3 separate regions of the Homo sapiens genome follow, and all the other regions are linked to region 2. A link is a contact called in ENCODE Hi-C or POLR2A ChIA-PET data. All regions are on one chromosome and are shown on one strand. Each heading gives the region's core, a stretch centred on a gene start or an enhancer-like site at or near the end of the contact. The rest is flanking DNA. Distances are from core to core; before and after follow the strand shown.

Region 1 (3,732 bases), core at 429-2,928, 420 kb before region 2:
ACTGTAATTACCAAGGAAAATGATTAGGTTTGCTGGAGATGTAATGGAAAGAAAAAAGGACTCAAGAGAGATCTGGAGACAGAATTGATAGGATTTTGTCAATAAAGATCAGAGATTGGTAAAGTCTTTTTTTTTTTTTTTGAGACAGGGTCTCACTATGTCACCCAGGCTGGACTGCAGTGGCACAAACACAGCTCATTGCAGCCTCAACCCCCTGGACTCAAGCGATTCCCCTGCCTCAGTCCCCCAAGTAGCTGGGACTACAGGCAGATGCCAACCTACCTGTCTAATTTTTGTATTTCTTGTAGAGATGGGGTTTTGCCATCTTGCCCTGGGTGGTCTCAAACTCCAGAGCTCAAGAAATCTGCCCACCTTGGCCTCCCAAAGTGCTGGGATTACAGGTGTGAGCCACTGTGCCCGGCCAAGATTGATGAATATAATACCTGACATGTGAACTCTGAAGTATGTGTGAGAGATCCAAATGTCTGGTACGCAGTTGGTTATTTGTAACTAAATCTCAAAAATTTTGGGGGGTCATAAACATATACATGGTAGGTGAAGGTATAGATGTAAAAGAGGTCACCCAAGGTAAGGAAGTATTTATTAAGTAGGCAAGAATGGAGCTCTAGGAAAACAAATATGTAAGGGGTAGGTTAAAAAAAAAAAAAGAAGAAGTAGTTAAAGATAAATGACTAGAAAGGAAGGAGGACAGAAAAAGAGTGTGTTGTCCTGGAAGCCAAGGAATTAAGGGTTTTAAGGAAGGAATGGTTAGCAGAGTCAAGTGAGAGAAGTTTATTCGAGAAGGAATTGCCCTGGGCCAACAGGTTATTACTGATGGGAAGCAGCTTGTATACAGAAATACTGCATGTTTCGAAAAGTTTGTTCAGGTTAAATAAAGAATCCCCAAACAAGTTAAGTAAACAAGTTTTACTGGAAACATTGGGAAACATTGTACCAAGCTATCTTATTTTTAACTTCAGGCTTAAGATGGAATAATTAGATATCACTGTACAATTTGAATTCTTAATCATATAGGTAAGCTCTAGTTTTTAAAACTTCTCAGTATAATTTATAGCATACCTTTCTGCATTTGTAGCACACATAATATGCATATCTATTCATTGCATAGCCAGCTGGGTCATTATAAAACCTCACACCAGGAGTTGTGATAGCTTCACTCTTATGCAGACCTTCATATTCCAATCTCATTAAGGCTTTTCTTCTGACATCCTCATAGAGTTCTTTTATTGGATCAAGTAGGTCTTTTAGTACTATGTGATTAATTTTGTTCTGCAATAAAAAATGAACACTCTTTAGCAGAATCATTTATTAACCAACTCAACAAACACTTAGCATGCACCTAAGTGCCAAGCATTGTGCTAGAAGATAACCAGACAGCACACATATTCTAAATAAAATGTCATTTGAAAAACATTCTGTAAATTCTTTAGAAGCCCATATTTTTCCAAGAGCAGGGAAAATGGGGCAAATGGGACACAGAGCATGAAAATTCCATTTTATTAGCTTTATATTTCCTGCGTCTGAAATATATCTCCTGTTGCCCTAGCTATTGTGGAAACAAAGTTACCTTGTTGCCACAAATAAGACACGCTCTGTGTTTGGTGTGTGTGTGTGTGTGTGTGTGTGTGTGTGTGTGTGTGTGTGTGTGTGTGTGTGTGTGTTTTGCTTCCTTGAGGGGAAGGCAGAACGCCAGGTGACAGAAGTGAACAGGTAGTATTTGCTGTAAAACTTTCATGTATCTATTAATATTTGTAGCACCATATGATAGGGGAGAGCAAAATACTACAATCTTTTTGATTATTCCTCAGTCTATCTAGACAATGATTGTGCTAAGTCTTTCCACATTCTACCCTTTATATTAGTTTGCAAATACGAAGATAAGAAAATAGGGAGAGCTTAATAGAACAAAAAGGGGCGATGAATTAATAGGGAAAGTACTGCCACATTCTTCAAAAACAGCTTTTTGTTAATCATTATTAGCTTGCCAAAACAACTTCCTACTTGCTGACTACCTTTGTACAAATGTGTCAAAATGCCAAGAACTTTCTCCTTGTTTTAACTAAGCTCTAAAAGAATCTGTTCTAGTGGTACTGAGGGTTCCAATTTCACTCTTTAATGGCAGGTATCAGTTTCTACAAACACCAGAGGATCATTCTTCTTTTTGGTAGCCGTTGTCATGTTATGTCAACTGAGCTCTCTAGTGGTCTGAGAGTAGAGATGCATGCCCTTTAATGCATCACGATGTTTAAATGAACTTTCTCATGTAATATGTTTAACAGAATGTAATCAGTTTTAAATGGACAATTACTGTTTTGAGATGCATTATAACAGAGAGATTATATTCTCAGGTTCCACATGAATGAGAAGGGAAGAAACTGCTAGGGGCTGGTGGGTAAAACCAAGAGATACTGACATATGTTTATTTTGAAAGGTGAAAAGAAAGAACAAAAGAAAAAGAAAGTACATGATTTCAGATTCTTTCCATACCTTGCAAATGGGACAAGATATAAATCCAAATGTTATCCTTGGGCCAAGCCATCGATTTTCTAATACTCGCCGACAGCACTGTAAGTGGAATATGTGACTACAATCCAGCTTAAATAAACAAAAGAAAAGGACATAAGCAAATATAATAATGATAAACAGTTGAGTGACTGGGAGATTATTTAATGCAAGGCACTACTTAAAGCAGGTAAGAGAAAAATCAAGAAATTTACTATAATGAAAATTCATTGGGACACTGAAATTGGGACATTATTATTTACTAAATTTCATTACAGTAAATTGGGATACTATTAACTAGGCCTTTGGCTTCTCCTGCTTTTTAACATTCATGCCACTTATATAAAGTAAGCTAGGTTAGGAAAAAAAGTAAAATTATTCAATTTTGTATCTCACAGAAAGAAGAAGAAATTACTGACTTATGATTTTCTTTTGGAGACTATTATTATCTTGGAATCATGAGAACTGAAAATATAAGCAATGGGCAAAAGTTAAAAAAACCTATTTAGTGCACAGTAACTTGTGTATGTATAGAAGTATGTATCATTATGTATAGATCAATTATATAATGTTGTAAAAATACCATTCTGGATTTTGGAAATTAAGAAGAGCCTTAGCTACTGGGGGATAATCTAATTATTTCCCCCTGGCTTCTGAATATTTTATACATTCTGTTGATTACAGAGGTTCACACAAATCACAAATTAAAGCTGAGCATGCAACATAGAAAGCACAGCATAAAGAGGCAGAATTTGCTCCTCATTAGCCTGGTACATGTATAGATTAAAAGAACACTTCTGCCTAGTGATATAAAAAAAGATTTCAATCAACTGCTTTTTTTTTTTTTTTTTTTTTTGAGACAGAGTCTCGCTCTGTCACCAGGCTGCAGTGCAGTGGTGCCATCTCAGATCACTGCAAGCTCCGTCTCCTGGCTTCATGCCATTCTCCTGACTCAGCCTCCTGAGTAGCTGGGACTACAGGCACCCACCACCACGCCCAGCTAATTTTTTTGTATTTTTGTAGTAGAGACGGGGTCTCACTGTGTTAGCCAGGATGGTCTCGATCTCCTGACCTCGTGATCCACCTGCCTCGGCCTCCCAAAGTGCTGGGATTACAGGCATGAGCCACTGCGCCCGGCCTCAATCAATGTTTATTTGACAAATATATTCCCCATCTTAATGTCTGGATACATTCAATACTTTAAAAGCT
Region 2 (3,530 bases), core at 497-2,996:
AGAGAAATTCCTAGAATCTATTCCACTGCACATTTTGACAGGGCCCCAAAGCATCCCAGACTTGCAGGCACTTTAGAATCAGAACTTTTACCCTTGCATATGACTGATTTATTTTACAATGTGTCCTGGAAGTAAGATAGTATAGTCTAGGTTCTTTCCCTGCAGTAACTGGACCAGGTATACAAAACCTCTTTGGTACTCAGAACCATTATAGCTTATGAAGACTTCTTCAGGAATATTAGAATTGCTAATTCGGGTTCTCTTGTCTCTTACAGTAAGTAGAATGACCCCAGTGAATCCAAGTGGCCAAATATTTTAGGCTTGTCTGATTCTACTGCTTCCATGCAAATCTTGTATGGAAGTGGGGGAAAAAGGCAAATCCAGGGTCACACAGATTATTAGAAAAGAGGTTAGAATAAAATGTGGTCACAAAAATCCTCATCGGATTCTTACAGTAGATCATATGATTTGCTTTTCTGTGTGCCTATATGAAAAATATGTACTTATTGACAAAAATATATGAGTAAATATGTTCAATAAATCAATCGCAGCTATGTTTTAGATAGATGATTGGAGAAACTGTCATGGACCTAAGAATCACACTTTTTCTCTTTACTGTCAACAAGTTAGGATGAATCATTTTACTCTGAAGAATAAGGATATGGTTATTTCTCATCATCGTTCAAGCTTGAGTGTGTTCAAGCTTGAGTGTGTCTAAGAGCCTTTTCCTTCAAGGAGCCAGCATGCCATCCACGGAACTCACAACACTGGTTGCCAGAGTTCTCTGCTTTAGAAAATAAAAGTGGGTTGGCTATGACTTCTGTGCTTATTCACTACACCTATGCCTAGAGTCCCTAAAGATTCTTTGGTTGCTTTTGACAATTGCAAATTGTATCTACAGCCACATTTCCATAGTCAATTCAGTGGTAGCTGATTTGAGAACTGCTTCTTGATGTACTAGCACAGTATAGAGATTTTTCTACTTTGAAATGGCTAAAAGCAAAATTATAGGCTGGAAATATGGAAAATATTGTATGATGCAGAGGACCTTAAAATGCTTTCTAGCTTTAAGGTCTAAGATTCTGCAGAGTGCTTAGAATTAATTCTTGATTGTACCCTCCCTACCTCCAGCCCAATTCTCTTTTTGCAAGGATTTTTAAAGAATCAGAGCTGAATGTTTCAATGTCTGTCACCATTTTATCTGCATTTTCACAAGCATTTTAGCGATCATGTGAGTCATTTCTTTCTCACCTCCCACAAATAGCGTGGGTTAAATGGAGCTGTGGGAATTTTTTTTTAAAGTAATAATTCTGACTTCACAATCTTTTAAAAAGACATTGCTTGCATTAAACAGACACACACACACACACACACACACACACACACACACTCAGCAAACAACCTACCAATACTGTTGCTTTTGAATGTTCTGTAAGGTCGAATGCCAATGATTTGTGTTTTGTTGTGTTACGGTTGCCCAGCCTCCTTGATCTATTGTAGGCAGGGTTAAATTACAGAGTGAATTGGGGGACTGACCTCATTACATCATCTGTGCTGAATCACTGTCCTACAACTGTCGTCCTGAAGGCTCGGGCCAGACGTGGTAGTGCTGTCTTTCATTAATGTTACATTAATATGATCAAGAAGATACTTTCTTCTCTTGCTTCTACCCCCACCCCCACCCCTCAGGTCTCTCATTTGCTAAACAATCAAATGCTTTCAAAATCCTGCAAAACAGCTTTCATTTTAAGGTTCTGATCAAAGGACTTGCATTGCAACATCCCCAGTATTTTCACTGCCCTCTAGTGGCTGTTTTCAATTACATTTTGTTTTACAAAGAGGATTGTATCCTTGTTTCTTTACCGTGTTGGGTCTCAAATAAAAAGCTCTGTATGGCAAGTCATCTTCTAAGAACGTGATGTTATTGTGTTTGAAAAGAACAAGAGAAGAATGAGCAATTTTAATCTCGATTTGGCCTCATCTTTGCGGCTGTCTGAAAACTCCAAACCTCTGAAGTGTTAAGTAAATTAACCCACATCTTCATAGCCCCCATTGGTGAATGCAATGGTTTAAGAATACTCGCTCTTTGAAGACCAAACTGCTTTTGTCTGCAACACTCTATTTAAGGGAAAACTAATTCTGGAATCCTGTCCAACCTCATAGCATTCTGAATGATTTCTACTTCCACTCTAATTATCAGCCAGAAGTATTATTTGTAATCATCAGCTTTCAATAATTTAAATAGGTAGTTGTTTGGCCAACTGTTTTTATTCAAAATGCCACAAAAGCTAAAATTCTATGTTGAATTTTATCCAGATGCTGTCTTCTTTTAGGACATGCCAGCTGAGACAGAGCAGTTGTTCATTTTTTTAAAATACCATGTCAGAAGCACATTTTTACTTCATGAATTCAACTGCAATCTAAAACGAAGACTACAGATTTATGTCTCAGTTCAGTTCAGTTGCTTGCCAAAACCAGAGGGAGGACATTTTTTTAAGAATTAATTTAATGGCCAGGCGCAGTGGCTCACACCTGTAATCCCAGTGCTTTGGGAAGCCAAGGCAGGAAAATCGCTTGAGCCCTGGAGTTCCAGACTAGCCTGGGAAACCTAGTAAGACACTCATCCCCCCTCCCCAGAAAAAGTCAAACTTGGTGGTGCATGTGCCTGTAGTCCCAGCTACTCGGGAGGCTGAGATGGGTGGATCATTTGAGCCCAGGAGTTCAAGGTTACAGTGAGCTGTGATGGTGCCACTGCACTCCAGCCTGGGCAACAGAGAGAGACCCTGTCTCAAGAAAAGAAAAGAAAAATAATTAACTCAGCATGCTAAATCACCAAACATAACCACACCCAAGCTATTTTATTCCTCAGAGACTATGGAGATGAGCTTTTCATTGTCTTTTTGAATTCTAGCAAGAACAGTTTTGGTGGTTCCTTTTTTTTTTAATCAATGAAAACAAAGCCCACTGTAAATAAATGTTTTCATGTATCACTACTTAATACTTCTATAAGGGTCCTAAATGCCTTTTGTCTACGTTTTCTTTAACACTCTTCTATACAAAGTAGATCAACCTCTTAATGTCAAAAAGAACTGAATCAGACAAAATCCAGATTTCTTAACAAATTTCTATTGTCTCAAACTTTTTTTAGTTCAATAATATTTTCCTTCTGGACAGCGAAGGAAATCCCTCTGAAATGTTCCAGAGCTGTACAATTGCAAAATTGAAAAGTTAGGTTAAAGGTTCTTCTGTGAAATTTGCTAGAGTTTGCAAGTCCCTGATTTTTTCACTGAACAATTTCAGGGAAGGTTTGTGTCTCCCTTTGTCTGGGTCTTTGTTCAAAAAGTGGCTAATTGCTATTAGCAAATGCAAATAAAAGACAGTTGCTTCAGTGCAGCTTGATTGCCAGTTCCCAGTAGGTTCCCTCCCGTTTCTAACTGTGGCTTTTCCAAGTTTTCATCCATCTCTGCAAGTCCTCCCCCTCCCCCACTCCTGACTCCCTACATTCACTGTCAGCAGATGCCCTTGTCTCT
Region 3 (3,685 bases), core at 657-3,156, 290 kb before region 2:
GAGTAATTAAGTTGTGCACTAGTCCAGGCAATAATCTTGCCCCTGGAAATTGAGTGGTAAAACATACTACTCTGCTACATGGATGCAAAGTTGCCTGGGATGCATTAGTGATGACAATGATTTTTTTCACGAAGGAGGGCGGGGAGGCCTAGGACTTCCAGTGCACTGCTGAATATAAGTGGTGAGTGTAGATACCACGTGTCTTGTTTCCAAACTTAGGGGCATATTCAGATTTCACCAGTAAGTGGGATGTTGTTAGTGAAGATTTTTTTGTAAATATCTTTTTATCAGATTTAGGAGTTTCCTTATATCCTACTTTCCTGAGAGGTTTTCATCATTGAGTAACTGCTAGTTTCATCAACCACTGTTCCTGTAGCTATATGGAGGAAATCATCAATTTGCCTTCTTTTTTCAGTTAACATGGTAAATTACATCGATTTTCAATTATTTAACTAAGTATTTCTAAGATAAATCCCACTTGGTTATGATATATTGTTTACATGTTCAATTTGGTTTGATAATATTTTTAAGAGCATCTATGTTTCTGAGTGATATTCATCTGTAATTTTTCCTTGTAGTATCTTAGTTAGGTTTTGGTATAGGATAAAGCTAAACTCATAAAATTAGTTGGGAAGTGTTGCCTCCTGTATTTTCCAAAAGACTTTGTAAAAGGTTGACATTATTTCTTTCTTAAATGTTTAACAGAATTCATAAATGACAATATTTGGACTTGAAATTTTCTTTGTGGGAAAGTTTTTGATAATTTTTAAATGGATATGAGGCAATTCAGATTTTTCTATTTCTTAATGTGTTAGTTTTGATAAAATTATATTTTTCAAGGAATTTGTCAACTTCCTCTAAGGCTGAAAAATTCACCAGTATAAAGTTGTTTATAGTGATAGTCCCTATTTCTTTTTTTTTTTTTTTTTTTTTTTTTTTTTGAGATGGAGTATCATTCTGTCACCAGGCTGGAGTGCAGTGGCACAATCTTGCCTCAATGCAACCTTCACCTCCCGCCTTCAAGCAATTCTCGTGCCTCAGCCTCCCGAGTAGCTGAGATTACAGCTGTGCACCACCATGCCTGGCTAATTTTTGTATTTTTGGTAGAGACTGAGTTTTGCCATGTTAGGCTGGTCTCGAACTCCTGACCTCAAGTGATCCACCCACCTCAGCCTCCCAAAGTGCTGGGATTACAGGCATGAGCCACCGTGCCCGGTGAACCCCTATTTCACTTTTGATTATGGTATTTCATGTTTTTTCTTTCTCTCTTCTCTCCCAGTCAGGTTTGCTAGGAGTTTACCAACTTTTTTTCTTCAAAAAACCAACTTTTAGCTGTGTTAATTTTCTCTACTTTCTATTTCATTGATTTCTGCTCTTATCTTTATTATTTCCTTCCTTCCTTCTAACTTTGGGTTAGATTTGCTTTTCCTTCTAGATTCTTAACATAGCAGCTTAGGTCACTGATTTTAAACCTTTCTTCTTCATATAAGCATTTAAGGGTATAAAGAGCTCTTTTAAGCAATGCTTTAGCTAAATCCCACAAATTCTGATATTATGTTTTTATCTTTCTATGTGAAACATTTTAAAATTTCCTTTATAACTTCTTCTTTGATCAACTGCTTACTTAGAAGTGCTGTCATTTTCCAAATGTTTGGTGCTTTTTCTGGATATCCTTTGCTATTGATTTTTACTGTAATTCTACTGTGGTCTGAAAATATATTCTTTCACATTTTAATCTTTTGAAATTTATTAAGACATTTTATGGTCTAGCATATGATCTACCTTAGTGAATGGTCCCAAATATTTCTTTTAAAAATCATGTGTACTTGAAAAGAATATGTATTTTGCAGTTTCATATCCTGTTTTGTAAATGTCAGATCAAGATGGTTGACAGTACTGTTCAAATCTGCATCGCTGATGTTTTTGGCCTAGTTCCTCTATTAATTACTGAAAGAGGAGTGTTAAAGTCCCCAGCTGTCAATGTGAATCTATTTCTCCCTGTAGTTCTGTCAGTGTTTTGCCTCAGGTGTTGTGAAACTCTGTGACTTGGTGCATAAAGGTTTACAAAGGTTGTGGCTTCCTCATGAATGAATGAACAATGCTAGTATGACTGTTCTCTCAGCTCTCTCTCCTTCCTGTTCTCACAGATGAGGGTGGCGGGGGCCTCCTGGTGCTATCCCTGCTCTCCCCTGGTCACTATGGTTCTTTTCCTCTCTCCCTCTCTCAGAATCACTCACTCCAATTCAAAAACCAATCAGCAACTGCACAATGTGCCTACCAATTTTGTAACTAAAAGATGATGAAGCAGATTTAAAAAATTTTAAACTTTGCTTATATAAGTCATGTACACCGAATGATTTCCTAATTTATCTTTTATACAAGTTAAGAAGATATGGCAACTGCAATTTATTTTCTTGAAGAGTATTAAGCAATATATCAGATTTTCAACTAACATTTTACAAACTTAAATTACCTGATCCAAACAATTCAGCAGATCACAAAGGCAAGCCCACTGTAAGGCAGGAGTTGGGTAGAAAGAATGAAAGCAGGCAGTGAAAGTATTATGACATTCCTGAAGGACAGCTTCTAGAAGACTCAAGGGTTGACTGAGATATCCTTGAGGATCATTATCCAATTTCACCATGCAGTGATCAACTCCTTCTGATAAAATTTTTCTTAACAAAGTTCTGGTTTTTCCAATACACTCTGCTAATTTGCTAGTTTCTTCTACAACTGCTTTTCCTGTAGCTTTGAGGGGGAAAAAGCAGATTGGTAATTAAGCAAAATATTAAATATGCATGAAAACAATCAATATAATTCAGTAATTCCCTATACAGCTAAGTATCACAAGTACTAATATCTTAGAAATGAAACAACTTAGAGATTAAGTGTAGTCCCAATTTTTAATCTAAATGGAAGGGGGAATAAAAACCTAGTTTCAGCATTTAAGTCCAAATTGCTTGTTCAAAATATTTCTATTTGACAGAATTTGTTTAAAATTAAACTTTATTAGATTATTTAACTTTGGCCCACTATTACTTTTTGTATCAGAATGACATGTAATCTATTTTACTCTTTATAAGCAAATACATAAGCATCATAGCAAGCTGACTTTCTCCCCTCATTTTAGAAGCAGCTTAAATGCAGCTGGGGGGCATAAACTCTCAGTTATCTCAAAGTAAATCTTCTCAATGTCTCTAATATTTTCTCCCTATAGTCATTTAAAAAAAATGCATCATACCTGACACTGGGTAAATTTCACAGGTATAGACACGCAATAACCTCAGACAACAGGTACCCACAAAGCGCAGTCTCTCTAAATCTAGGAGTGTAGCTGTGAACTGGAATCCTTTTAATCCTCTAAGTTCTTCAACTCCTAAGACTAAGGTGGTCCAGCTCCAGTGAAGAATACTCAACAATGACTCAAAACATTCCTAATCCAGAATATGAAAAAACAGACAACAATTAATTCAAATGATACCATAAACGGAATCAAATGGAAAGGCAATGGTAGACAACTTCAAAACTTTCTTTTGAATTTTTTTACTGAGTTTTTTAATTGAATTTTTTTTACTGAGCCCAAGACACTTTTATAGTTCATTTATTAAATTACCCTCAACAGTAACTTTGAAGTTTGTTACAAAAAAGGTAAAGTAGTTAAGCATTTCTAAAAACAACATTCTTC

Evidence for each region. A loop is a pair of places that touch in the nucleus more often than their neighbours do. ChIA-PET counts read pairs that join two places held with the same protein, here RNA polymerase II (POLR2A). Pooled maps may share reads with other maps.
Region 1: a map of Caco-2 shows a loop between it and region 2 (4-fold over the local background). The contact joins two enhancer-like sites. A Hi-C loop is called at or near these places in 1 of 168 maps with a recorded cell type or tissue (Caco-2) and 6 of 50 pooled maps. POLR2A ChIA-PET finds 5 or more read pairs at or near these places in 3 of 52 experiments (AG04450, HCT116 and OCI-LY7).
Region 3: a map of OCI-LY7 shows a loop between it and region 2 (2.2-fold over the local background). The contact joins two enhancer-like sites. A Hi-C loop is called at or near these places in 10 of 168 maps with a recorded cell type or tissue (B cell, CD4-positive, alpha-beta memory T cell, CD8-positive, alpha-beta T cell and 7 more), 29 of 37 single-sample maps with no recorded cell type and 18 of 50 pooled maps. POLR2A ChIA-PET finds 5 or more read pairs at or near these places in 6 of 52 experiments (CD4-positive, alpha-beta T cell, GM12878, OCI-LY7 and 2 more).

The regions. Positions count from the first base shown.
Region 1 is chr13:77,054,478-77,058,209 of GRCh38, forward strand. It overlaps MYCBP2 (MYC binding protein 2), which reads right to left. Exons shown (of 83, transcript NM_015057.5): 79 at 2,509-2,616; 80 at 1,081-1,290. Among named protein-coding and RNA genes, the nearest start is that of MYCBP2-AS1, 19 kb to the right of the region's middle. Within about 2 kb of position 1,679, at least 3 of the 41 ENCODE cell types and tissues checked have a DNase peak (open chromatin) inside an H3K27ac peak, as active enhancers do.
Region 2 is chr13:77,476,790-77,480,319 of GRCh38, forward strand. No RefSeq gene overlaps it. Among named protein-coding and RNA genes, the nearest start is that of SCEL, 57 kb to the right of the region's middle. RefSeq lists enhancers at 1,032-1,676, 1,677-2,319. Within about 2 kb of position 1,747, at least 20 of the 41 ENCODE cell types and tissues checked have a DNase peak (open chromatin) inside an H3K27ac peak, as active enhancers do; they include OCI-LY7, where a contact is called at or near this core.
Region 3 is chr13:77,182,630-77,186,314 of GRCh38, forward strand. MYCBP2 (MYC binding protein 2) reads right to left here. Exons shown (of 83, transcript NM_015057.5): 31 at 3,242-3,434; 32 at 2,474-2,748. Among named protein-coding and RNA genes, the nearest start is that of MYCBP2-AS2, 100 kb to the left of the region's middle. RefSeq lists an enhancer at 2,157-2,206. Within about 2 kb of position 1,907, at least 4 of the 41 ENCODE cell types and tissues checked have a DNase peak (open chromatin) inside an H3K27ac peak, as active enhancers do; they include OCI-LY7, where a contact is called at or near this core.